Regions from separate parts of the Homo sapiens genome. Here region 1 is linked to region 2. The links are chromatin contacts, found by Hi-C or POLR2A ChIA-PET in ENCODE. All regions are on one chromosome and are shown on one strand. The core of a region is the stretch at or near the end of the contact, and the rest is flanking DNA. Distances in the headings are between cores, read along the strand shown. Region 1 has its middle 24 kb from the start of TMEM86A. Region 2 holds the start of UEVLD (UEV and lactate/malate dehyrogenase domains).

Region 1 (7,205 bases), core at 178-2,677, 84 kb after region 2:
ACAAAAAACAAACAAAAACAATAAAATAAGATAAAATGATACAGTGACCAGGGATGTTGCTTATATGTAATAGGAGATGACAATTCTGTTTCACAGGGTTGACATCAAAATTACATAAGATACTACATATGAAGCACTTAGCATTGTGCCCGAGACAGGGTATTAATTATGGTAACAATTACTGAATGTTTGTAATGTGCTAGACACTGTTCCAAGTACTATGGGTAGACTAACTCATGTAATGACCTTGTTTTCCAGATAAGGAAACTGAAGCACAGGTAGGCTGAATTACTTGCCTAAAGTCAGGGAATTAGCAGAGGATAGAACTGTGACATTCTGGCCTCAGAGCCTACAGTTTTAACTGTTTTATTAAATATTAGTGTCTGTCTGTCTTTCATATCTTGATTAAAGGGGGCTGGAGGGCCCCGAGGAGGGCATGCTCAAATCTGTAGGAGGTGTGGGGGTTGGAGGCCAGGTGGAACCTAAGGCAGCTTGTGGAGCAAATGCAAGGGCACTGGAAGGTGAGTCACCATGTAACCTGGTGATGCTACTATATGACAAGAAAGTGAGAATTGAGGATAATGGAGTTATGAGATAATGGAATAAAGAAGGTGTCTTACTTGGCTCAGGCTCTGGCTGCGATAACAAAATATAGTTGACCCTTGAACAACATGAGTTTAAACTGTGCAGGTCCACTTATATATGGGATTTTTCCCCCATAAATACACTGAAAAATTTTTTTGAGATTTGCGACTATTTAAACATACAGATCAGCCAGGCATGGTGGCTCATGCCTGTAATGCCAGCACTTTGGGAGGCCGAGGCGGGTGGATCACCTGGCATTAGGAGTTTGAGACCAGCTTGGCCAACATGGTGAAACCCCATCTCTACTAAAAATACAAAAATTATCCAGGTGTGGTGGCGCATGCCTATAGTCTCAGCTACTTAGGAGGCTGAGGCAGAAGAATTGCTTGAACCCAGGAGGCAGAGGTTGCAGTGAGCCAAGATTGCGCCACTGCACTCCAGACTGGGTGACAGAGTGAGACTCCATCTCAAAAATAAAAATAAAAAAATAAAAATAAAATAAAAATACAGATGAACCATGTAGCCTGGAAATAAATATAAAAAATAAGAAAAAGTTAGGTATGTCATGAATACATAAAATACATGTAGATATTAGTCTATTTTATCACTTACTACCATAAAATACACACAAATCTATTATAAAAAGTTAAAGTTCATAAAAACATATACACACATAGACAGCACATGGCGCCATTTGAAGTCAAGACAAACGTATGTAAATGTAAAGATGCAGTATTAAATCATAATTGTATGCAATAACAGTAGGATATATTATACTACTATAATAATTTCCTAGCCACTTCCTGTTGCTGTTGTGGTGAGCTCAAGCATGGTGAGTACCCACTTAAAACAGTGTGTGACGCTGATCTCTGAGTGAGCAAGTGAGTAGTTAATCTCTCCAGGAAATTATACATCACAGTAAAAAGTGATTTCTTAGGGCGAGCGAGGTGGCTCACGCCTGTAATCCCAGCACTTTGGGGGGCTGAGGTGGGTGGATCACCTGAGGTCAGGAGTTTGAGACCAGCCTGGCCAACATGGCGAAACCCCATCTCTACTGAAAATACAAAAAATTAGCTGGGCATGATGGAAGGCGCCTGAATTTCCAGCTACTTGGGAGGCTGAGGCAGGAGATTTGCTTGAACCCGGGAGGTGGAGGTTGTAGTGAGCCAAGATCACGCCACTGCACTCCAGCCAGGGCGACAAGAGTGAAACGCTGTCTCAAAAAAAAAAAAGTAATTTCTTCTTGTTCTGCTGTTTTTTCTTTTATTTTTTTTGTTTTTGTTTTTGAGACAGAGTCTCACTCTGTCACCTGGGCTGCAGTGCAGTGGCGAAATTTCTGCTCACTGCAACCTCCGCCTCCTGGGTTCAAGCAATTCTCATGCCTGAGCCTCCAGAGTAGCTGGGATTATAGGTGTGTACCACCTCGCCTGGCTAATTTTTTTTTTTTTTTTTTTGAGACGGAGTCTCGCTCTGTTGCTAGGCTGGAGTACAGTGGTGCGATCTCGGCTCACTGCAACCTCCGCCTCCCGGGTTCAAGCCATTCTCCTGTCTCAGCCTCCTAAGCTGGGACAATAGACATGCGCCACCATGCCCAGCTCATTTTTGTATTTTTGGTAGAGATGGGGTTTCACCATGTTGGCCAGGATGGTCTCAATCTCTTGACCTCAAGTGATCCACCTGCCTCGGCCTCCCAAAGTGCTGGGATTACAGGCGTGAGCCTCCGTGCCCGGCTAATGTTTGTATTTTTAACAGAGACGAGGTTTCACCGTGTTGGCCAGGCTGGTCTCAAACTCCAGACCTCAGGTGATCCACCTGCCTCAGCCTCCCAAAGTGCTGGGATTACAGGCGTGAGCCACTGCGCCCGGCCGCTTTTGACTTCTTTTACGACATGGACCTTTCTGTGATACAGAGACTGAAACTAAAGCATATGGTTGGAGAAGGATTGGTATTGTATAGACAAAAAATTTAGAGAAATGAAAAAGCAAAAAAGACAAATTACAACGTATTTTCATAAAGTTTCACCAAGTGTGCCTGCCTCTCTTGTTTCCCCTTTCACCTCCTTTAGCTTTGTCATCCTTGAGACAACAACACCAACTGCTCCTCTTCCCCTACCTCCTCAGCCTACTCACTGTGAGAATGATGAGAATGAAGGCCTTTATGGTGACCCTCTTCCACTTAATGAATAGTATATATATTTTACCTTCCTTATGATTTTCTTAATAACATTTTCTTTATTCTAGCTTACTTTGTAAGAATAAAGTATATAATACATATAACATACAGAAGATGTGTTAACTTACTGTTTATGTTATCGGTAGGGCTTCTGGCCAACAGTAGGCTAGTAGTTATGTTTTGGGGGAGTCAAGAATTATATGTGGATTTTTGACTATATGGTGGGTTGGTTCCCCTCACCCTTGCGTTGCTCAAGGGTCAACTGTATTATACACTGGATGGCTTAAAAAACAGACATTATTTTCTCACTGTTCTGGAGGCTGGAAGTCCAAGATCGCGGTGTCAGCATAGTTGAATTCTGGTGAGGGCTTTCTTCCTCACATGGTTTGGGGTCAGGGGAGTGAGAAATCAAAAGAAGCTTTCTGGTGTCTCTTATTATAAGGGCACTAATCCAACATGAGCACCCCACACTCATAACCTCATCTAATCCTAACCTCCTCCCGTAGGCCCCATCTCCAAATACCAGCACATTGGGCATTAAGGCTTCCACATATAAATTTTGGGGGATCACAATTCAGTCCCTAGCAGAGGGGATTGACAGGACCTGTGGAATTTATTGCCAGAATCATCTGGATCCACAAATCTCTCCCTGGTCAGGAAGATAGCAGATGAAACACGATAGGAAAAATATCAAGTCCTGAATTTAGATCCAGAAAACTGTGAAGTACAGGATGGAAGAAAATATTTTGGAATTTAATTAACTGCAACCTCAGCCTAAGGCAGCAAGGACAATGTGACCATCAAAAGAGCTGACTCTTCCCCTCTGGTCACATGCAAGCACTATTTTTTTTTTTTTTTTTTGAGATGGAGTCTTGCTCTGTGGCCCAGGCTGGAGTGCAGTGGCTTGATCTCGGCTCACTGCAACCTCCGCCTCCTGGGTTCAAGCGATTCTCCTGCCTCAGCTGGGATTACAAGCGCGTGACACCATGCCTGGCTAATTTTTGTATTTTTAGTAGAGACGGGGTTTCACCATGTTGGCCAGGCTGGTCTTGAACTCCCGACCTCAGGTGATCCACCCACCTCGGCCTCCCAAAGTGTTGGGATTACAGGGGTGAGCCACCGTGCCCAGCCTCTCATACCACTTTCTAAGGTCACGGCTTAGGTAGCTTGGTTGCCATGTCCAAACAAATCTTGCCATCTGCAACCTTCTTCCCCAGATATTTCCCAACAGCCTCAGTTGTCCTATTGCTTGTGTACTTTATGAAACACTGATATATTAATTTTAACTATTACCTAACTTACTGCAATACATTAGGCCTTTGTATAGATAGAAAGTGTCAAGGGTCAAGAAAAATGCATGAAATAAAAATTAAAGGCTGACCCACTGTGCTCGGCCAGTGATTTATATTATATTCTTTATGCTTTATTATGCTTTCTAAAGTTCTCATAATCTGTATATACATTACTTTTTTTTTTTTTTGAGGTGGAGTTTCCCTCTTGTTGCCCAGGCTGGGATGCAATGGCGCAGTCTCGGCTCACTGCAACATCTGCCTCCCAGGTTCAAGTGCTTCTCCTACATCAGCCTCCCAAGTAGCTGGGATTACAGGTGCCCGCCACCACACCTGGCTATTTCATTTATTTATTTATTTATTGTAGTTTTGGTAGAGATGGGGTTTCACCATGTTGTCCAGGCTGGTCTCAAACTCCTGACCTCAGGTAATCCACCCACCTTGGCCTCCCAAAGTGCTGAGATTACAGGCGTGAGCCACCACGCCCAGCCTATGTTACTTTCATAACCATAAAAGTTCTTTATAATAGCCTGTAAGGCAAAAAATATTTCCCCTAAGTTTTGAAAAGGGCCATACTGCAATGATAGAATCATGATACTGGAAGGAACTGCTTAAAAATCTTTTGAATGGGTCTTCATGCCTCCCCTCCACACTCCACTGTCACTACTCCAGTTCAGATCTTCTGCATTCTTTTTGTGGACTATTGCAACAGCTTCCTAATTGCTCTCCTTACCTCCAGTACTGACTATGCCCTCCCATTCTCCACATTGGTTGCTGCTGGAATGATCTTTCTACAATGAAAATCTGATAATTCACCTCCTATCTGAAAATCTTCATGGCTCCCATGAACTTCATCGCAAAGTTGAAACTCTAGCAGAGCAGGCCCACCACAATCTGGTCCTCAAACACACACCTCTTCCTGCTTCCTTGCCCACCATTCTCCCTGGTACCCTAAGCTCCAGACACACCTAGTCATTTTCTGTCACTCCTCTGCATCTTTGCACACATGTGATATTCTGGCTGGTAAACCCTGCCTTTTTTTTTTTCTTTTTTTTTTTTTTTGAGATGGAGTTTTGCTCTTTGGCCCAGGCTGGAGTGCAGTGGTGTGATCTTGGCTCACTGCAACCTCCACCTTCTGGTTTCAAGCGACTCTCCTGCCTCAGCCTCTGGAGTAGCTGGGATTACAGGTGCCCACCACCATGCCCAGCTGATTTTTGCATTTTTAGTAGAGACAGGGTTTTGCCATGTTGGCCAGGCTGGTCTCGAACTCCTGACCTCGTCATCTGCCCGCCTCGGCCTCCCAAAGTGCTGGGATTACAGGTGTGAACCACCGTGCCCAGCCCCAACCTTGCCTATCTTTTAAGCTATCAGATATCCCTTCCCTAGGAAGCCTTCTCAGATATCTCTCTCTGAAGGCAGCATTAGCCTTTCTTGGTACTCAATCTATTTACGGATTTATTGATTCTTATGTCTGTCTCCCACATAAAGATGCACCTCCTTAAAGACTGTTATGTGTTAACTTTTAAATAAATGCTCACATGTGCAAGGCCCTGTGGTAGGCATTGGCATATCAAAAAATAAATTGTTTTCTTGGCTGGGCGCGCTAGCTCACGCCTGTAATCCCAGCATTTTGGGAGGCCAAGGCAAGTGGACCACTTGAGGTCAGGACTTTGAGGCCAGTCTGGCCAACATGGTGAAACCCCCGTTTCTACTAAAAATAAAAAAATTAGTTGGGCGTGGTGGCACGTGCCTGTAGTCCCAGCTATTCGGGAGGCTGAGGCAGGAGAATTGCTTGAACCTGGGAGGCAGAGGTTGCAGTGAGCTGAGATTGCACCACGACACTCCAGTCTGGAAGACAGAGTGAGACTCTGTCTTAAAGTATATATATATATATATAGTTTTCTTTGCCTCTGCCCAGCACCTAGCACATGCTTATTCGATGAATGGCTCAATCAATGAGTTATTAGCACAGAGGTTCAGACTTTGGTGTGCATATGAATCACTTCAAGAGCTTGTTAAAATACGGATGTCAGGGCCTCACCCTAAAGCCCTGGCATCAGAACTTGTTAGGTGAAGTTTGGTCATGTATATGTCTAACAAGCTTCCCAATGATTCTGATGCATTCCAGTTTGTGAACGTTGAGAAACCCACTTATTTTCAGAAAAGGCCATCCCTAAGTCATTCTAGGCAGTTAAAGGCCCACTCTGAGTTTAAGTTTCCTCAAAGGAAGGAAAGCACAATTTTTTTTTTTTTTTTTGAGACAGAGTCTCGCTATATCACCAGGCTGGTGTGTGGTGGCGCAATCTTGGCTCACTGCAACCTCCGCCTCCCAGGTTCAAGCAATTCTCCCGCCTCAGCCTCCTGAGTAGCTGGGATTACAGGCACATGCCACCACACCCAGCTAATTTTTGTATATTTAGTAGAGATGGGGTTTCACCATGTTGGTCAGGATGGTCTCGATCTCCTGACCTCATGATCCGCCCGCCCTGGCCTCCCAAAGTTCGGGGAATATAGGCATGAGCCACCACACCCGGCCAGGAAAGCACTATTTACTCAATACTTATTAAGTGTCAGGTGCTGTATATTTAGGTGCCTTATATACTTTTCTCATTTAATTCCCACAAAAACTCTCTGAGGGAACTACTTGTCTCCCGATTTCAAAGAAAATTGAGGCTCAGAAAGATTCTGTCACTCGCTCAGGAGAAATTGCTGTGGTAAGAGTCTAACCAGAAGTGGTTGGCCTCCAGAGCTGTTTCCGTGGCCCCAGGCTGCCTCCCATACCTGTCACAGCCAATGCCTCTCTGCTATGTGCCTTGTGTTTGCTGTCCCCAAATACCCACCAACAAACTAGTGCTGGTTCCTGATAGTGCTTTCACCAGGCCTAAGAGAAATGGGAAAAATAAAAGTAATGCAACTCTTTTTACTAAATGATTGACCTCAATTCTGAGATTATTTTCTTCATTTTTATGGTTAAAATGTCTTTTATTTCATAAAGTGATGATGATGGTAGTGGATTGTTTCCTTTTTTAATGTCTGTACTTGGTAAAATAAAAAAAAGTAGGGAACACTAGTTTGGCATCAAAGTTTTGTTGTTGTTGTTGTTTGTTTGTTTGTTTTTTTGAGGCAGAGTCCGGCTCTGTCGCCCAGGCTGGAGTGCAG
Region 2 (6,600 bases), core at 2,436-4,935:
TCTTTAATTTTCTTTTTAAAAAAATTGAGATAGGGTCTTGCCATATTGTTCAGGCTTGTCTCAAACTCCTGGACTCAACAGATCTGCCTGTCTTGGCCTCCCAAAGTGCTGAGATTACAGGTGTGAGCCACCACACCTGGCTGCCTCTTCACTTTCTTCATGGTGTCTTCTGTTCTTAATTTTAATACAGTTGAATTTGTCTCTTATTTGTGTATTATTTTAAAACGGTTTGCATATTCTGAGCCTATAACATTTATCTTTTTAGGTTTTAAAGTTGTCTTTTACATTTAGGTCTTTAATCCACTGGAAATTTTTATGTTTGGCGTAAGGCAGGGATACAAGGTACAATTTCATTTTTCTCATGTGGATATTCACTTGTCTCTCCATTCTCCTTTCGCCATTTATCTGCAATGTCTTCTGTTTTATATTGCATTTCCAAACATGTGTGACTACGATTCTAAGCCCTTTAGTCTGTTTCACTGGTTAGTCTATTCCACACCAATGCCACACTAAATTTTACTTGCCGTAGTACTGATATTTGGTAGAGCAGGTCCTCAAATCTATCATCTATTCTTTCCTTCTTTATTATTATTATTTTTTTTTTTTTGAGACAGAGTATTGCTCTGTGGCTCAGGCTGGGGTGCAGTGGCGCATTCTCAGCTCACTGCAACCTCTGTCTCCTGGGTTCAAGCGATTCTCCTGCCTCAGCCTCCCAAGTAGCTGGGGTTACAGGTGCCCACCACCATGCCCAGTTTTTACATTTTTTAGGAGAGACGAGGTTTCACCATGTTGGCCAGGCTGCTCTTGAACTCCTGACCTCAAGTGATCCGCCCACCTCGGCCTCCCGAAGTGCTGGGATTAGAGGCGTAAGCCACCACACCCAGCCCTCATATCTATTTTTTTTCCATAATAATGTCAAGGTTATCCTTGGCCTTCTGCTCTTCTGAATGAATTTTAGAATCAGTTTGAAGTTTCCAAGAAATGCATTGACCCTATAGATAAATTTGGAGAGAACTGACAATCTTCACATCTATGAAACTGGGATATCTATTTAATTAGATTTTTTACTTTCTCCATAGTTGCTTAATTTTTTAATGTACTGATCACTTCTCCATCGATTTTTTCTGCAACAAAATTATTTCTAAGTTTTAAAAAATTTTAAATTCATTTTTTTTTATTTTTTTGAGATGGGGTCTCCCTCTGTTGCCCAGGCTGGAGTGCAGTGGCACGATCTTGGGCCACTGTAACCTCCACCTCCCAGGTTCAAGTGATTCTCCTGCTTCAGCCTCCCGAGTAGATGGGATTACAGGAGCGGGCCACCACGCCTGGCTTATTTTTTTGTATTTTTAGTAGAGATGGGGTTTCACCATGTTGGACAGGCCGATCTCGAACTCCTGGCCGCAGGTGATCTACCCGCCTCGGTCTCCCAAAGTGCTGGAATTACAGACGTGAGCTACCGTGCCTGGCCTTACATTTATTTCTACTTTTTAGAGACACGGTCTCGTTCTGTCTCCCAGGCTGGCAAGCAGTGGCACAATCATAGCTCTCTGCATACTCAAACACCAGGGCTCAAGCTATTCTCCTGCCTCAGCCTCTCAAGTAGCGGGGACTACAGGCATGAGTAACTGTGCCTAGACTAAAATTATTTCTAGATATTAAACAATATTATTTGCAGACTGCAGTGAATGGTCAGGAAACTTCATATATTTGCTGCACTGACTTGTTTCTGATTGGTTTCCTTAATTTATACAGCCAACAAATACTTATTAATAATAAGCTACCCCAGCCTGGCCAATATGACGAAACCTCGTCGCTACTAAAAATACAAAAAAAATTAGCCGGGCTTGGTGGTGGGCGCCTGTAGTCCCAGCTACTCAGGATGCTAAGGCAGGAGAATCGCTTGAACCCAGGAGGCGGAGATGGCAGTGAGCAGAGATCGCGCCACTGCACTTCAACCTGGGTGACAGAGCGAGACTCCGTCTCAAAACAAACAGTAATAATAATAATAAGCTACCTATGTGCCAGACTCTATGCTATGCACTGATGGGGAAAAAAAAATCCTCTACTATTCTACTCTCACCCTTGAAAAAACCATTGTCTCTCTTCTTTTCCTTCATTCCAGTGCCACCAAAAATATGCTCTATGTTTGAATCTTAACTTGAACAATTCTTCCCATCGGACAATCCATCATCCTCTGCACATTAAAACTTGAATGGTTCTTTTAATTTCACATGCTCTGAAGAGGAGACAGAAAGGGTAGCATTATGATACTTCTCTTCCTACAAGATCTGCACCTGTCGCAGTAGATAAATTCATTCAAGTCACTTACATAAACAATTTCAATCTTAGGACTTCAAAACCTCCCACGGGTATGTAAACTGCCCCAACAAAGAAAGAGGCAAGTATAACAAAAATGGCATAAACTATGGTTTCTGCATTAGGAAGTCTTAAGAAGCATTAAGAATTATTTAAGGCCGGGTGCGGTGGTTCATACCTGTAATTCCACCACTTTGGGAGGCTCAGGCGAGTGGATCACTTGAGGTCAAGAGTTCGAGACCAGACTGGCCAACATGGTGAAAACCCATCTCTACTAAAATACAAAAATTAGCCAGGCATGGTGGCACGCGCCTGTAGTCCCAGCTACTTGGGAGGCTGAGGCACGAGAATCGGCTTGAACCCGGGAGGTGGAGGTTGCAGTGAGCCTAGATCGCACCACTGCACTCCAGCCTGGGGGACAGAGCAAGACTCTGTCAAAAAAAAAAACACAAAAAACAAAAAACCACCTTAACTAGGAAACTGGTGAAAACTAGTCTTCTTAACTAGAAAATTGGCGGGGATTCCCTCAGATTGTACACCGGAAACTCAGGCTAGTCAGGTCTCAGAAATATAGGTCAGATTTCTAGGTCGGCCCGCCTACTCCCCAGCCTTCCAACATTAAGATCTCTCCAGGGCCTTCAAGCTCTGTCTTCATCTCTAAATCTACTCAGGTCTTTCATTCACTGCACAGTTACTTAGTACCTATGGTGTTGTCAAACATAGTGGCTAGAGGAAGGGAATACAAAAGCACAATGTCTGCAGTCAAAGGGGCTCACAGCAAGATTACGGTTTGTAAATACATAATTACTCCACAATGTGATAATCGATATCTTTCAAAACAGAAGGGTTGATTCAATCTTACAGGGAGTGACTGAGTTGGGTCTTACAAAGGATGAGCTTTGCAATTCAAGAAAAAAGAAAAAAAAGGCAGACCATTTCAGCAGAGAGAAAGAGAGAAAGGCGTGGTTAGGCGTGTGCTGGGAGCTGTTTGAGGTCAGTGAAGCTGGGGGTATGAGGAGGGCTCGCACCAGGTGGAGGTTGGGAAACCTCAGAGTTGCGGGAGAAATCAGAATCCAGGTCCCCTCAGCCTCCCTGGGGCCGCGCCCCATAGCCGGTTTCAGACCAGCCGCCCCGGCTCCAAGCCCCACTACAAGCCGGGAAACGCAAAACGGAGGCAACCTGGCCAAAGGCAGAGGCACCCCCCGCAAGACCCTGAGGACCCAAACTGGCCCAGCGGACTGCCCGCACCTTGCCAAGCAGCCGTCTCAGGCCCTCGCAGTCGAACTCCATCTCCAGGCCGGTCCCGAGCTAGGTCCCAGGACTCCAGCCCCCGGACCTTCTTCCGGACTTGCTGCAGGACGGAAGCCGCTGAGGACCAAACTTCCCGGCGGTCCAAGGCCCCGCCCCTTCCCAGACTGGAAATTCCACCCGCATTCAACGCCCCGGGCTCAGCCGCGGCTGCGCCCGGAATCCGGGGCCTCTCCTTCGTGACCCCGGAGTGGGCAAGTGACGAGGGCACGGCCAGAAACGCATTGGCGTCAAGGAAACCACGACCCATCTTCCTGGAAGGAAACTTGGGGACACTTATGAAGAGAAGACTAGGAAGGACCGGAGTAGAAGCACTAAAGGAGGTAGAGGCAACACGCGGTGTTCTTGAAGAGTTTCCAGACAGATGTATTAAATTCCACAGTGTATCAGGAAAGAGCAAGACCGAAAATTGCAGTTGAATTTAGGAAGGAGGCGGTAATGGAACTTCAGAAGCAAAATTTCAGGGAGTAGAAAGGAAAAACAAAGTCAGGAGGAGCCTTGCCGGAGAAGCGGAGATAGGACAGCCCCAGCATGAGGGTGGCTTAGCACGGGGAGAGTGGTTGCTTTTTTTATTTTTTTTAGGGGTGCCATAACAATGTTGGTGGTCAAAGAGAGGAGAAATCCAGGTGAACAAATAGTTGGAAAACAAGAGAGGAGGGAGATGGGTGGATAAGGTCATCTGGAGAAGGTGGGTGAAGAAGAGATGCAGGATACAGTAATTTTCTGGCGTTGTTTGATCTCCTTGGCCCATGGCTGACTTACCTGCCCTGTATCCCTGGCCTGAGCCACTGAAGCGAAAAGTCCCAGGAGCTGGATATTGTAATTGTCAAGAGGTTGGACATATAGGAGAGAGATTGTATTTATAGGAAGATCTGAAGGGAGTGCTGCCCTGACTCAGGAGAAGAAGCTGAAAAGCTGGAAGGAACATTCATTCAGAAAGTTTTTGTTGAGCATCTACTACTTGCCAGCTATTTTTCCAGGTCTCAGGATACAGCCGTGAACAAAATACACTCAGATAGCTGATGTCTTAAGGGTGTCATTCCTTTATTAGCAGAGAGAGAGCAAAACAATAAATGTAATAAGTAAATTATTCAGCATGTCAGAAGGTTGATTACGTGTTGTGGAGAATAAATTCTGAAAAGGGTAGGGAGATTGGGGTAGGTCTCACTGAGGGGTGAGGGAGTAAGTGTTACGAATCCGAGTGCAGACAAAGCAGTAGCCTAAGGCATGTGCCCAGGGAGGCTCAACACAGCAAGGAGGCCAGTGTGGCTGGAGTAGAATGAAGTAAGATGGGAGTGGAGACAAGGAGGCTAAGTCAGGGAAATAAGACGGGGGAACAAGTGGTTTAGAGAAGTGAGTCTTCTAGTGTGAGCCCCAGATCTGCAGCCTCAGGTGCTGGGAGTTGTTAGAAATGCAGATGCTAAGACCTCAACCCCAGCTTTATTCAATCACAGGCTCTGGGGTTGGGGACCAGCAATTCTCTTTTAACAATTCTTCCAGATGATTCTGATGGGTGATGAAGTCCAAGAACCACTGTGGGACTTTGTAGACAATTGTAAGGACTCTGGCCTGTCCCTGCCCTCCAGCCAGAGACCATCAGGAACACACCTGTGCTTAAACAAGTTGAGTTCATTATTAATAGTTCTTGCAGTGAGGAAGCAGGTGTTGTGGAGGACCATTGGGACAGCTTGGTGAGGGTGAGAGAACCTATTATAGAATTTGGGCGATTTGCGGGAGGGCTCAAGAAAGCCAGGCTTCACCCTGGATTGGGTGCTGTCAGAAAGCAGGGACATTTCTGTGACTAGGTATCTGAATAAGTATTGTCTATAAGATGGACAGACTAGAGTGAGGATAAAGCTATACCTAGTAAAGAAGCAGCAGTCACTCATAATAGCAGAGAAGGACGTTTGGTATTTCATGGCTTGCACAGTGACCTTGCTCTCTTGTCTCTGCTTAGACACAATTTTGAAATGGCCTTGTTGTTGTGTCCCTTTTTTATAGTCTGACTGACCTTGTCTCATGTTGGTGTTCTGTGAGATTATGTCCCACAGAAGAATAACTGGGCCAAGCTGTGAGCATCAGGCCAGCTTCTAACAACCCTGAAGTCTAGCTGTGTCAGACCAGCTCTCAGATGTCAGGGCCTGCCTCTTCCTTTCTCAGGCTTTTAATCTGGGAGAAAGAGAAAGCCACTGGGAGGTTTCGAACAGAACAGTGACATGATCTGACTGAGCTTTAAAAAAATATTAATAACTCTGCAGTGTTGTGAAGAGGCAGTAGTGTCAGGCAAGAGTAGGCCAGAAGACAAGGTAGGAGGAAGATTACAGAGAAAAGCTGATAGAAGGGCTGTTAAGTGCATCTCAGCCAGATCTAACCAACCTTAAAACAGTAGAACTGCCAGGGGCTCCAAATTCTAATAGATCCTGCCAGAAATCCGTGGTATAAGGAAAAGATACCAGTTAGCAGCAAGGCCAGAGCAAGATTCTTCCATCTTTTATGAAAGAGCCTTTTATGAAAGAGGCCTTCCAACCAAACCAATTCTCTTCTGGTCTAGTCACTATGCACACTTTATGCCAGAGAGAGTGTGAGTGAGTGAGTGTGTGTGTGTGTATGTAGCATTTCCTTTGTGGAAGGTATACTGCTAAGAGTTTTATGTGCTTTATCTCCGTTCATCTTCATAAGACCCTATGACCTGGATAGAATTATTACCTCAATTTTACTGATAAGAAAATTGAGGTGTATTGTTATATTACCTATTTTACTTGTTTCTGAGGTTCTGTTGAATAAGAGATGTATTAATGATAGCTTTTGGGGGGAGAAGAAAACTACAAAATTAAACATACATACTGATTTTAACACACCTATTTGAAAAGAATGTAAATGTGAAATAGAGGATATGTATATAATTGTCTCCATTTTACAGATAGGGAAACCAAAGACTAAGGTTAAATTACTGCAGAAGATGATGTCAAAGACTGT

The links. A loop is a pair of places that touch in the nucleus more often than their neighbours do. ChIA-PET counts read pairs that join two places held with the same protein, here RNA polymerase II (POLR2A). Pooled maps may share reads with other maps.
Region 1: a pooled map shows a loop between it and region 2 (4-fold over the local background). The contact joins the enhancer-like site here to the promoter of UEVLD in region 2. A Hi-C loop is called at or near these places in 3 of 50 pooled maps. POLR2A ChIA-PET finds 5 or more read pairs at or near these places in 4 of 52 experiments (OCI-LY7, Panc1, activated CD4-positive, alpha-beta memory T cell and 1 more).

What each region holds. Positions count from the first base shown.
Region 1 is chr11:18,670,949-18,678,153 of GRCh38, forward strand. No RefSeq gene overlaps it. Among named protein-coding and RNA genes, the nearest start is that of TMEM86A, 24 kb to the right of the region's middle. Within about 2 kb of position 1,428, at least 2 of the 41 ENCODE cell types and tissues checked have a DNase peak (open chromatin) inside an H3K27ac peak, as active enhancers do.
Region 2 is chr11:18,585,049-18,591,648 of GRCh38, forward strand. It overlaps UEVLD (UEV and lactate/malate dehyrogenase domains), which reads right to left and starts at 3,686. Exons shown (of 12, transcript NM_001040697.4): 1 at 3,565-3,686. The coding sequence starts at 3,606. LOC112268073 (a long non-coding RNA gene) reads right to left here. Exons shown (of 4, transcript XR_002957242.2): 3 at 5,488-5,793; 4 at 5,045-5,232. RefSeq lists enhancers at 2,734-2,843, 3,244-3,393, 3,434-3,493, 3,554-3,848, 3,754-3,803.